Linked DNA regions of Mus musculus: region 2 is linked to region 1. The links are chromatin loops, found by intact Hi-C in ENCODE. Cell type or tissue: heart. All regions are shown on one strand. Each heading gives the region's core, and the rest is flanking DNA. Links, peaks and the distances in the headings are about the cores only. Region 1 holds the start of Herc2 (HECT and RLD domain containing E3 ubiquitin protein ligase 2). Region 2 overlaps Herc2 (HECT and RLD domain containing E3 ubiquitin protein ligase 2).

Region 1 (9,123 bases), core at 1-2,500:
CCTGCATAGTATCAGGACATACAAAATCAATAGCAAAAATATCAGGACATGCCTTTCATCCCAGGACTCAGGATGCAGAGGCCAGCCAGGCACAGTGAGTTAACAGGGAGACCCTTTCTAAAAATAAGAGGGGGGAAAAAAAGAAAAAGAAACAAACAACAGTCAAGTCTTGATTAAGAATGTTGGCAGGACCTGGGATGGAGTTCAGCTGGTAAAATACCTGCCTAACTATACCACATAATCCCAGCAAGGTGTTAAGGTGCTGCAATGCTAGCACTCAAGAGGTGGAGGCAAAAGGATCGGATGTCAGGTCATCCTCACCTACACTGAGGAGTTCAAGGCCAGCCTGGGAATATGAAACCCTGTCTTAAAAAAATAAACAAATAAAAATAAGCCTCCAGAATAAAAATACTGAAAAATTGCATAACTGGATCTCAAGTTTCTTGCACTTACAACTAACTTCAATTAAGCCACAACCACATAGCATCTCTTCAACAGTCATAATAAATGTCACATTGTAAATTATAAGAAATAATCTTCCTAAGACAAGATCTAATTGCCATTCACTCACACATTCTCCTCAAGCAAACATTTTTTATAGAGACAGGAACACACAAAGAAAAGAGAAAACCATGTTCACCCCACCTGGATATCTGTTTTCAACCATTTGGAGTCAAGGCGAGACTGGGCAGCCAAACAGAAAGACTCAGAAGGCATGTTTCCTCCGGGTGGTCAGACCTGCAAGTCAAACACAAACGCTGGAGCCCTCGAGCTTCTTTAAACTGCTATTTACACCATCCTGCTGTTTAACGCGGCCGAGACAGAACATAAAACAGGGAAGGAGAGCTGGGGGAGGGGACGAGAGGATGAGGGATGAGAGGGAAAGCTGGCCCCAGAACGGGAGAAGGGAGGGAAATACCACTTCCAATAGAGGTAGAGTCGCTGGGATTTCCCAATACGCCGGCCGGACCTACAGTGGTCACCGGCGACCACTGCACAATGTCATCCCACTCCTTTAAATCCAAAGGGACACACACAGACACACGTCAGGAAAAAAAACTCACTATCGCAACGACAAATGACACCAGTGTGCATCAGCCGCTATACCTACAGCAGTCCGGCGGAGTGTGGTAAATAAACAAAAGTCATGTCTGCAGATAAATCTACAACAATCGCCTAAATACTAAAAAGACAGCCGTGACTGCGCGGCCTCCGAGGCGCACAGGCCCTGGTTCCTCCGCGCCAACGCCCGCCTTCCGCCCGCCGCTCTCCGGGCCCCGCTCTCCCGGACCTGGCGCCGCCCGTCTTCGGCCCCTCCGCCCTCCTTCGGCCCAGCTCGGCCAGCCCTGGCGCCGCCTGCTCCGCCAGCCGGCTGAGGGAACACTCCCTGCAGGAGCCGGCCGGCGCTCGCGATCCAGTCTGCGGCCCGAAGCGCACGCTGACGCATGGCTGCGCCCGCCCAATAGCGCAAGGGTGAGAGACGGCTTCAGCCAATGGACGAGCAGCGTCGCACGCCCCTCCCCCAACTTCCGCTTCCTTCAGCACGACTCAGCTTCCTTCTTGAGACTCACCCGCTCAGCGAGAGCCAACCGCAGACGCCGGGAGGTGGGACTTGTGCGCACGCACGCTGGCTTGCCCAGTCCCAACCCTTCCCAGACTGTGTTTGCTTCCAGGGACCCGAAGTTGGTAAGGTATTTGCAGCGGGACGAGGTTCTCGAGGCTCCCTGTGCTTTAACGACAGCGTCCTTTTGGCCTTTGAGTCAGTGGACAGAAGAGGAAATTTAAGAAAAAGTAATTGATCCGGGCCTGGTAGTACTCGCCTTTAACCCTGGCACCAGGAAGGCAGAAGCAGGTGAATTCTGGGTTAAGAGACCCTGGGGGAATGGGGGTGCGGGAGTAAGAAAAGAGCAATTAAAATCACACAAAATATGTTCTCTGATCATCATGGAATAATCAAATAACTACAAATAAAACATAACATAATCTTCAAGCATGTGGAAATTAAACTTTTCCATGAGAAGGCAAAGAAAGGACTTAGAACATTTGAAATAGGAACTGGGTGCGATTTGTTGTTTTAAATACGATGGTTCATTTTTTTCCCACGTGTTAGAAGGCAGCAATGAGGGATATGCCACAGTGGTATGGTGGCCCAGTTGCAACGTTAAAATACCTGTCTTTTGTCATCCTTGGTATGTATCTTCAAACTCACTCCCAAGGGTCAAGGGATTTGCCATAGCTCAGACATCACATCTCTGTTTCAAGCAGCAGGAAGCAGTATAAAAGATCCACAGTCTATCACACCTCCCAAAGACTGTGTGACTCTAATTTACTTCTGCTTCAACTCAAAAGTATCTGAACAAGGTTTCAAATTCAACCACATCCAAAATACAGTTAGGGTGGACAGGGCTTTGAACCTGAGGCATGACAGCATAATTACCAGTAGAAGGTAACACCCGAGGAGGCATCTCTGGCCCTTAGGCTCCCTTCTCATGCAAGACACCCTTCGTCCCTCCACATACTGAAGCATGTTTACCTACGTACATTTTTAGAACTGTGTCTGCTAGCTCTAAAAAAACGATGTTTGTAGTCCATTTTGTGTTGCTGTAACAACATGACTGAATAATAAATACAGGCATTTGTACCTCACACTTCTGGAGGCTAAGTCTAAGAGCATAGCACTGGTATCTGGTGACGGCATTTCTGATGTTGCATAGCATGGTATAGAGGCAAGAGAACCCATGTGTGGCAAGAATACACCAAGCAAACACATCATTTTGATCCATGAGGCATAGTCTACTTGACTTGATCACATCTTAAAGGGTCCACCTCCTAATACTGCGACAAAAACTGTAATATTTCAACAGGAGATCTGAAGGGACATTCAAACCATAGTGAGGCAATGTGGTGAAGTGTCTAGGATGGCAGAGGTTTTGTGTGTGTGTGTGTGTGTGTGTGTGTGTGTGTGTGTCTGTGTGTGTTTATTTGTCAATTTGAAGATTGAGGCAGCAGGAAAAGCAAGGTCTCAAAACTCAGCCAAGATTTCTTGAAACCAGAAACACAGAGAGGGAGATAAGAAAGTACAAAATACACAGAGACAGAGTGAGCTACTAGAGAAGGGACCCAAAGATAGTCTCTGTCAGAGGCAAAATCTTCATATGTTTTGCCAATAAGTAGTTCTATCTCTCTAAACTCGCTGGTTTGGGCTATTGCAGGGAAATGTATAATCTAGACAAAGAAAGGGAGGCTGGCTGTTTCTCCATACTGGACACCCTGTTAGTGGGAGATTTGAAATTCTCACTGAACAGTCTCTCTGATAGGAAAAACCCACTAAGTCTTTATCTTGGAGAGGAGAAAGAAAGCAGGCAGTCAGCTATCTTAAATGTTTCAATAGAAAAAATACATTAATATTCCAAGGTCCCCTTTCTCTTGTGCATGTCTACCAGGGAGCTGTCTATCTTCCAGTCCCTCGGGAAGACTGTCCTTGTCAAATTCTTCATAACTTGGCTCCTATCATCTTTAGGATATTTGTGTTTAAGAACATGATAAGGTGAAACTATTCTTTAGTAATTTAATATACATGGCTGAAGAGATAGCTTGGACATTAAGAATATTGGCTACTTTTACAGAGGACCTGGTTTTAGTTTGTAGTAAAATAATCTTGTGTCACACAAAAGAACACATGAATAAAACAAGAGTAGCTCAGCAAGGTGACTTTTTTTTTTTTTCAAAAAAAAAAAGGGTTCTTGAAATCCCAAGCCAGGCATGCCCAAGGTGCTCCCTGTTATGTATCCCTAAATGCAGGTGATGACTGTATCTCATCCCATTATCCCATTGGAAGGAGCCTGACTTCACAACCACATGATTGGTTAATCAGTGCAAAGAGGGAGATTCAGAGAGTATGAGTTCTTGTCACATTAACTACCTTTGAGGTTAGCAAGCATATGCTGACTTTGTGATGTGTTGATTAACGGTAAATTACTGTTAAGTGATGGCTCAAGCATGACTTAAGGTGAGCCCACCTTACTAGGGTTCCAAGACTCATAGACTTGTCTCAACTGGAATGTAAGGCCTTCACCCTGGCAGTGATTCTATTCTCCTGACAAGCAGTCTTCTCTTAATAGAGCTTTACTGCTCTTTTACTGTTCTCCCTCTGAGGAGATAGAATTATTTAAGCGGCAGATTAGAGGTCACACACATGCACACACTTTCTAGACATCTCTGGTTTCTGGCCAAGGTCAAAGTGCCAAGAGAACCAAGGACTGTTTGTGCTTTTTGGCAAGAGAGAAATGTGGGTGTGTGTTTTGTTTTTATATTATTTTTACCCTGGACTGCCCTAGCTAATTTTTTTTTTACCTTTTTAAATTACACACCCTTCCTCTGAAGAAGTGGCACTCACATGAAGAAATTGGGATAATTACCAGTCTGACTATTTTAAGTAGAACGGGCCCATCAGACATGGCAGTCAGGGTATACCTCCAGTGGATCTATCTAAAAGATCCCAAAAGTGTGTTGTGGTAGTTTCATTTGTATAACTATATCTGACTTTTGCTATTTTGCTGCTGCTTTCTTCCACCCTTTCACCCCCTAACTCTACATGAGAGAGAAAAGAGGACCCCTGAATAAAGTCAGGAGTTGGAAAGTCTATTATCAATAGACTATGTTCTCCTGATTATGTGCTTCAAGTTCCTTGGGGTAAGTTTGATCTTCTCCATGGAGATATCGAATTTTTTTCTTGTTGCTGTTTCATCTTTGCATATAACTTCTTAACAAACCGCAACCAACAACAGCCAACAACCACCCACCCTGCCTTTCTGAGTCCTAGCATTATATACCCTCTGGAAAGTCCCCAGAATTCCAAACGTTATACAATCTCAGAAAATATCTGCAGCTGTAAAGTCATGCCTCTGCTACAGCATGAGGCAAATTATAGTCATCTATTATGGACAGTCTGAAGCAGCCCCATACTCCACACCTGGGCTTAAAACAAAAGCACATTCTTATAATATTTCTGTGTTTCTTAAAGAAACCAAAATTCGGGCTGGTGATATGGCTCAGCGGTTAAGAGCACTGACTGCTCTTCCAGAGGTCCTGAGTTCAATTCCCAGCAACCACATGGTGGCTCACAACCATCTGCAATGGGATCTGATGCCCTATTCTGGTGTGTCTGACAACAGCGACAGTGTACTCACATACATGAAAGAAATGAATAAATCCTTTAAAAAAAAAAAAAGAAACCAAAATTCCAGAATTGTCACTGCATATAGGAGACAGGTATAGAGAGGAACTGGAGTTCTTCTCTGGTCCCTGGAAATTGATGTGAGGGAGAACTAAATGCAAAAGTTATTACCCTTATAAGTCCTTGGCAAGGGTCCAGGAGAAGCAAGAAGAGAGGATATGAGCTTTCTTAATCTTTATTTATTTTATGTATATAATACACAATTGCTCTCTTCAGACACACCAGAAATAGGGCATCAGATCTCATTACAGATGTCTGTGAGCCACCATGCGGCTGCTGGGAATTGAACTCAGGACCTCTGAAAGAGCAGTCAGTGCTTTTAACCGCTGAGCCATCTCTCCAGCCCCAGAGTGAATATGTTTTAAATGTCCAAGTCAAAATCCATTAGAATCTTTTGGGGGGGGGGAGTTGAGACAGGGTTTCTCTGTGTAGCCCTAGTTGTCCTGGAACTCACTCTGTAGACCAGGCTGGCTTTGAACTAAGAAACCCGCCTGCCTCTGCCTCCCAAGTGCTGGGATTAAAGGCGTGCACCACCACTGCCAGGCTCCATTAGAATCTCTTGATGGGATATCAAGAGCTCCCAATGTATTGGTTCTTCCTCGTGGACCCAGGATCAGCATTCAGGTCATTTGGAGTAGCTAGAATCAGCATATAAATAGAGGGAAGAAAGAATCTTAGCCATGTTTTAATTTTTATGTTAAAACAATAGTGGGCTGTAGATAAGCGCAGCAATATTCAATATTAAAATATTGAAAGTATTATACCTGAGCAGCATTTTTCTTATCAAGAAGAAATCATTAGCGAGAAATAGCAGTATAAAAAAAATCTCACAAATTAAAGACTGTCTGTGGAGTATAATCCTGGGCAAGCTAGTTCATTTGTGCATTTCTTGTTTCATGATTGACATGGGACCACTCAGCCCACTGGGGCTGGTACCATACTTGGGGATATATAAGAGAAAGGCTGAGTAAGCCATAGGGAGCAAACCAGTAAGCCGCATGCCTCTGTCTTCTCTGCCTCAGTTCCTGCCTGCCTCCAGGTTCCGGCCGTGAGTTTCTACCCTGACTTCTCTACATGATGGACTGTAAGCTGTAAAGCTTTTGATCGTAGAGCTTATCACAACAATAAAAGTGAACTAAGACCGGTCCCTTGAACTGTTGAGGAAACATATCAATCATCATAGCCTTTGGTTACACTTTCCTGAATAAAGCTATTCCTGTTTTAAACCATTCAAATTGGCAAAATACATCTCGTCGTGTCGTCGTCGTCGTCGTCGTCGTCGTCGTCGTCGTCGTCGTCGTCTCGTCGTCGTCGTTGTTGTTACTGTTAAGTCCAGTTGAGAGTTTGGTACTCAGGAATCACTTGGGCTTGAAGTAACTCTCTGCCTCCTCTAGCCTTTCTTGTACCAGTTGTCCTGTCTATGTGAGGATAAGTCAAAGGCCTTGTTTGACCTGGCTGTGGCTTCACTGGGAAGCATCCAGCAATATTTTGCTCTGTGTTATCCTTTGTTGTAGACTGGACACTAGTTAGAGTTCACTGGTGGGCCCTCATGGCGTCCTTAAACAAAAGAACAGGTGATTCCCCCACAGTTACAGGTCATTTTGAGAAATGCCCCATAGTTCCCTGGGACCTAGTTGACTTTGGGGGGGGGGGGCAAGGAAAAATATTCAACCTTATTAATCCTTCTGATGACATTAGTATTGGTCTCTAAATAGAGTAATTGAATGCGCAGAAGATCAGTTCTTATACCAGTCTGGTACTTTTTTAAGATTTATTTTTATTTTAATTATGTGTATGTCAGTGTGTCTGTGTATGCGTATGTGCTTGTCAATACGAGTGCATGAAGCAGCCAGAGGCATTAGATCTCCCCAGAGTTGGAGCCACAAGCAGTGAATTGCCTGGGATGGGAGTTGGGCACTGAACCATGGTGCATGCTCATGACTGCTGTGACATCTCTCCAGCCACCAGTCTAGGACTTTTCACTATGTGTAATATTAGATTAAGCGAGGGTAAAAACAAAAAGGAAAGCTTTTAGATAAACTTTGATTAGATCTATATTTAAACAGAGATCTCAAATGAATATTTTTGAACTTAGAAATTTTAGCATGACACACGAATTCTCAGTTTTTACATATCTTTGTGTGACTTGCTATTTTCAGTTCTGGGAGAAAATAATTATTCAGCCATCCTAATCTTTATCAATAGTCAGTGAGCCCAGCTGTGACAATCTTTTGTGAGCAGACACAGATGTTCTTATTGATGTACCAATCTTTTATAAGCAGATATAGAGGTTCCTAGGTACCTGGTAGTTATTTGGCCCACATGCTATTGTTGTACAATACTGCCTTAAGAAAAGAGGGCTGAATCCAAACTCCACAGTAGGGCAATGCAATAAGTACCTGTGTGCATACTGTTCAACTGTGGAGCTTTGTAAGGTCCCAAGCAAACCTTCCAGAAAACAGAAGGCAGGAACAAAATAACTCTCTTTGTTCCTTGTACAGTCCAGAGAATTATCTCCTGTAACCATTCGTTTGGTTCTGAATGAGCACAAGTAGCCAATAGAGAACTGGATCACACAGTACACCACCATCCAGTTGATGTGTACAGCAGCCAGCAGAACTCAGCTAAGAACGCCCTGGAAAGCCTATGATGCTCAAGTCAAAGAACTTGGAGGAGATGGCATCAACTGCTTCTTTCTCCCTAGTGTGCCCACATCACTGTAACTGGAAAATAAACGCAGAATTAGCAGGCCCTGTGGGACAGAAACAGATATAGAACAAAGGAGTCACAGGGAGGAAAAGAAAATTCTGTCCCGATTAGAGAAAAACAGGCTTGGAGACATTGGGAGAAAGTTTGGGTGTTAAGACCCAGCATAGCCTTCATTCCCAGCATCCCAATCAAGAAGACTGATTTTTCTTTGCTTCCTACTCTAACTCCTGGCTGTCTCAGGTGGGATGTATACTCTTCCAAGTTTTCCCCTGGGCTGCCGAAAAGTCATACCAGCCTTCCAAGTCAGCCATTTCTGTCAGCTCTCTTTGGTAACTGGATACTGTTAGGGGCACAGGGCTCAGAAAACTCTCAAGTTTCTCCTCTAGAAACCAGTAGATAAATAAACTATATAGTTTTTTATTTAAAATGAATATATATTCATATATATACATATATGTGTATATATATATATATATATATATATATATATATATATATATATATATACATACATACATATATCCCTGCCTCCTTAGTCTGATATAAAAATATTTTGGCTTTATTACTTGGCAATAGAGGTCACTTTGGAGTCTCAGCTTGGGCTTTGAATTTCCATGATCTCATTAGGCATCCAGGAAAGTAAAACCCACGAGGCAGAGGGGGGTGTGAAAATGGAATTGGGATATGTGACTGAATGCCTGAGGTGCATGACATTCTAGGGGTGTAGTTATACCCTGAAGGCTCAGTGGTACTAGGAAATTATATAGACGCCACCATTTTGGTCCAAGGTATGCAGCTTCATTAACCAAGGTAGCAGTGAAGTAACACAGCTGCCAACACCTTAATGATCTCACTCTCCAAAACAGAAGTCAAACCACATGGCTGTTGCCACCATAATGGCATCACTAACCAAACATTTGTTTTAGATTGGCACAGATATAGGAGGAAAAATTGTAATGGTGAGTATCAAGCAACTTCTGTTTGGATCACCTTTTTACCTCTCTTCAGCTCCTAGACACAAGCTGCTGCTAGGAAAGGAATCCATCCATTAAGAGCAAAAGTAACGAAAGGTGAGCACTGGGCCTATAGGTGGCGCTGTTGCTCCGGAGCACATGAAGAAACTGAGTAGGAGAAGGTGAGTTTACTAAATGCCATCTTGTCACATCTGAGAACCTAGT
Region 2 (2,500 bases), core at 1-2,500, 77 kb before region 1:
TAATTTTGAGGGAAAAAAAGAATCTGGTGGGATGGGGAATGGAATAAGGCAGAAAAATGTAGAGAATATGATCAAAGTATATCATGAAAAATCCAATCTTAAATATAACATTTTTAATAATTTTTCTGAGAATTTCATACATGTATACAATGTATTTTTATCACATTTGCCACCTTCCCCTCTCCTCCAATTCTTCCCAGATGCTGGCCCACCTGCTCCATACCCACTCAAGATTTATGGGGGGGGGGGGGTATTGTTTTTAATAATCTACCCAGTCCAATTTTTGTTGCCCATATACTCATGAGTATGGATTCTTCTACTTGAGTCCAGGAGCCACACCCACAAAGAAAAGTGACACCATTGACTCTCCCTAGCTCCTCGGTTGGAAGTAAATCATTAGAAACCCCCGTCACAATCCATGGTACAATGTTGAATACCCTCATCTTTCACAGGTCTGCGTAAGCAACCACGAGTGCTATGAGTTTTACAGTGCAACAATTCTGCTGTGTCTGGATGTCTGCTTCACACTGGTCCTCCCAAACCTCTCTGGCTCTTGAAATATGTCTACACCCTATCCATGATGGTCCATAAGCCCTGGAGTGGGTAGGGAGTCAGAATCATATCCAATGTGTGGCTGTACACTCCAGAGACACTTGTACCTTGTGCTCTGTACTTTGACCAGTCGCAAGCTTCTTCCTCAACTACCAGCCACAGTACAAAGAAACTTCTCTGGTGAAGTCTGAGAGCTATCCATAGAGTACATGGGTACTGGCATAAAACTTTATAGGTCAATTTGATACTGTGTCCATTTAGCAAAGCAATAGTACTAAGTCCACCAGTGTTTCCTAAGAACTCAACCGTGACTCTGACCAGATTTACAGGACCAGAGATGCATTACCTCCTACGAAGAAGTCTAAACCCACCAACAACTGTCAGTCCTATATAACAACTGTTAGTCCTATATAACAACTGTCAGTCCTATATAACATCTCCGCCATTTTTATACCATTTTTACATCTTGCCACACTAATTGTTACTGTAGCTCACAGGGCGTATCTCTAGGTTAAGAATGTTATTGAATTATGATTTAGTTCTCTTGATTTGCTGAACATATTCTGTATGAAAATGATTTCTTTTAACTGAACAAGAAATCTTTGGTGTAGCATTTGGTTTACAGTGATGAATGTTCTGTGGGTATTTGAAAAGTATTTTCCCGTTGTTTGTGTTTGATGGGTACAGTTAGAACACTCAGATGGATGACATCTTTCATGCTTTCAGAGTCTTGTCACTTTTGATCTAATGGAGCCTTGGGTTATAGGGACAGGGAATTTGAAATAGGAAGTATTAATTTGCTAAGTATCAAAGTAATTGAAATTACAGTTCTGTTATTATCTGCTATTTTTGGTTTCTAATAGTTGTGTATACTTTTATAACATTTAAAACAAGCTTTACAGGCTGGCGAGATGGCTCAGCGGGTAAGAGTACTGACTGATCTTCTGAAAGTCCTGAGTTCAAATCCCAGCAACCACATGCTGGCTCACAACCAATGAGATTTGACGCCCTCTTCTGGTGCACCTGAAGACAGCTACAGTGTACTTATAAAAGAGTGAGCAGAGGTCCTAAAAACTCAATTCTCAACAACCACATGAAGGCTCACAACCATCTGTAAAGCTACAGTGTACTCATATACATAAAATAAATAAGTCTTTTAGAAAAACAAGCTTTACAGCAATTCTTGTACTATAGAATGCCTATTTCATTGGGAAAAAGACTTCCTTGAAATTTATTTTGCTATATTCATAGAATCTCTTTAAGTCTCTTAGGTTTCCTAATTCAGTTGTATGCTTTGCTCGTCTGGTTTTTGTTTGTTTGTTTTGTTGTTTTTGTCATTTTTTGTTTTGATTTGATTTTTGCTTTGTTTTTTGTTTTGTTTTGTTTTGTTTTGGTCCTTTTTTATATTTTCTACTACCTCTGATTTTTAGTGCATCTATCATGGGCAGCATAAATTTTCGCTTTTAAAATTCAATTGAATGATTAGAACATTAGTCCCTTTGTATCTTGTTATTTGGTTCTTTTTGTTTTGTTTTGTTTAATTTAGAAAATCTACAAATTTCTAGATTGTTTTCAAATGTACATTTTCTGAATATCTGTGGTATGAAAGATCTCACTGTAGATTGCTGTCTGTAAGCAGGTGAGGGCAGGTGAAAAATAAGGCTAGAGCCTACGATTGGGCAGTGGAAAAAAATCTGAGAATTTTAGAGATAAGTACAGAGAGACAGAAAGGAAAATTAGGAGATAAGACGGAACCTATAGGAGAGGAAGAGGAAGCAGAACCATGCAGTCCTGGGGACCTGGGGTTTTCTTAGATAGATGAGTAAATAATAAATAAGTAGGGTGTGTTTGCTCCATCTAGGTGTGTAGCTTGTGTTTATATCAATTGAGTTTTAAGTTCTTCCTGTGGGCACTTTGTGAGTTGAGAATTTATTAATATAAATCTAAT

Evidence for each region. Peaks named below come from ENCODE experiments on the same cell type or tissue, not always from the same donor. Only the 100,000 strongest peaks of a DNase experiment are listed, where the experiment ranks them.
Region 2: it touches region 1 in a loop (2.4-fold over the local background); 1 of 42 quality-filtered maps calls a loop at or near these places.

Annotation. Positions count from the first base shown.
Region 1 is chr7:56,042,471-56,051,593 of GRCm38, reverse strand. It overlaps Herc2 (HECT and RLD domain containing E3 ubiquitin protein ligase 2), which reads right to left and starts at 1,439. Exons shown (of 93, transcript NM_010418.2): 1 at 1,292-1,439; 2 at 646-738. The coding sequence starts at 717. It overlaps Gm34121 (predicted gene, 34121), which reads left to right and starts at 1,544. Exons shown (of 3, transcript NR_166588.1): 1 at 1,544-1,852; 2 at 8,954-9,080. In heart, for the core only: a CTCF peak has its summit at 1,351; DNase peaks (open chromatin) are centred at 833 and 1,493; H3K4me3 peaks cover 2,440 bases; H3K27ac peaks cover 1,774 bases.
Region 2 is chr7:56,126,508-56,129,007 of GRCm38, reverse strand. The region is part of intron 23 of Herc2 (HECT and RLD domain containing E3 ubiquitin protein ligase 2); the gene reads right to left. Among named protein-coding and RNA genes, the nearest start is that of Herc2, 78 kb to the right of the region's middle. In heart, for the core only: no CTCF peak of the experiment used is centred there; no DNase peak of the experiment used is centred there.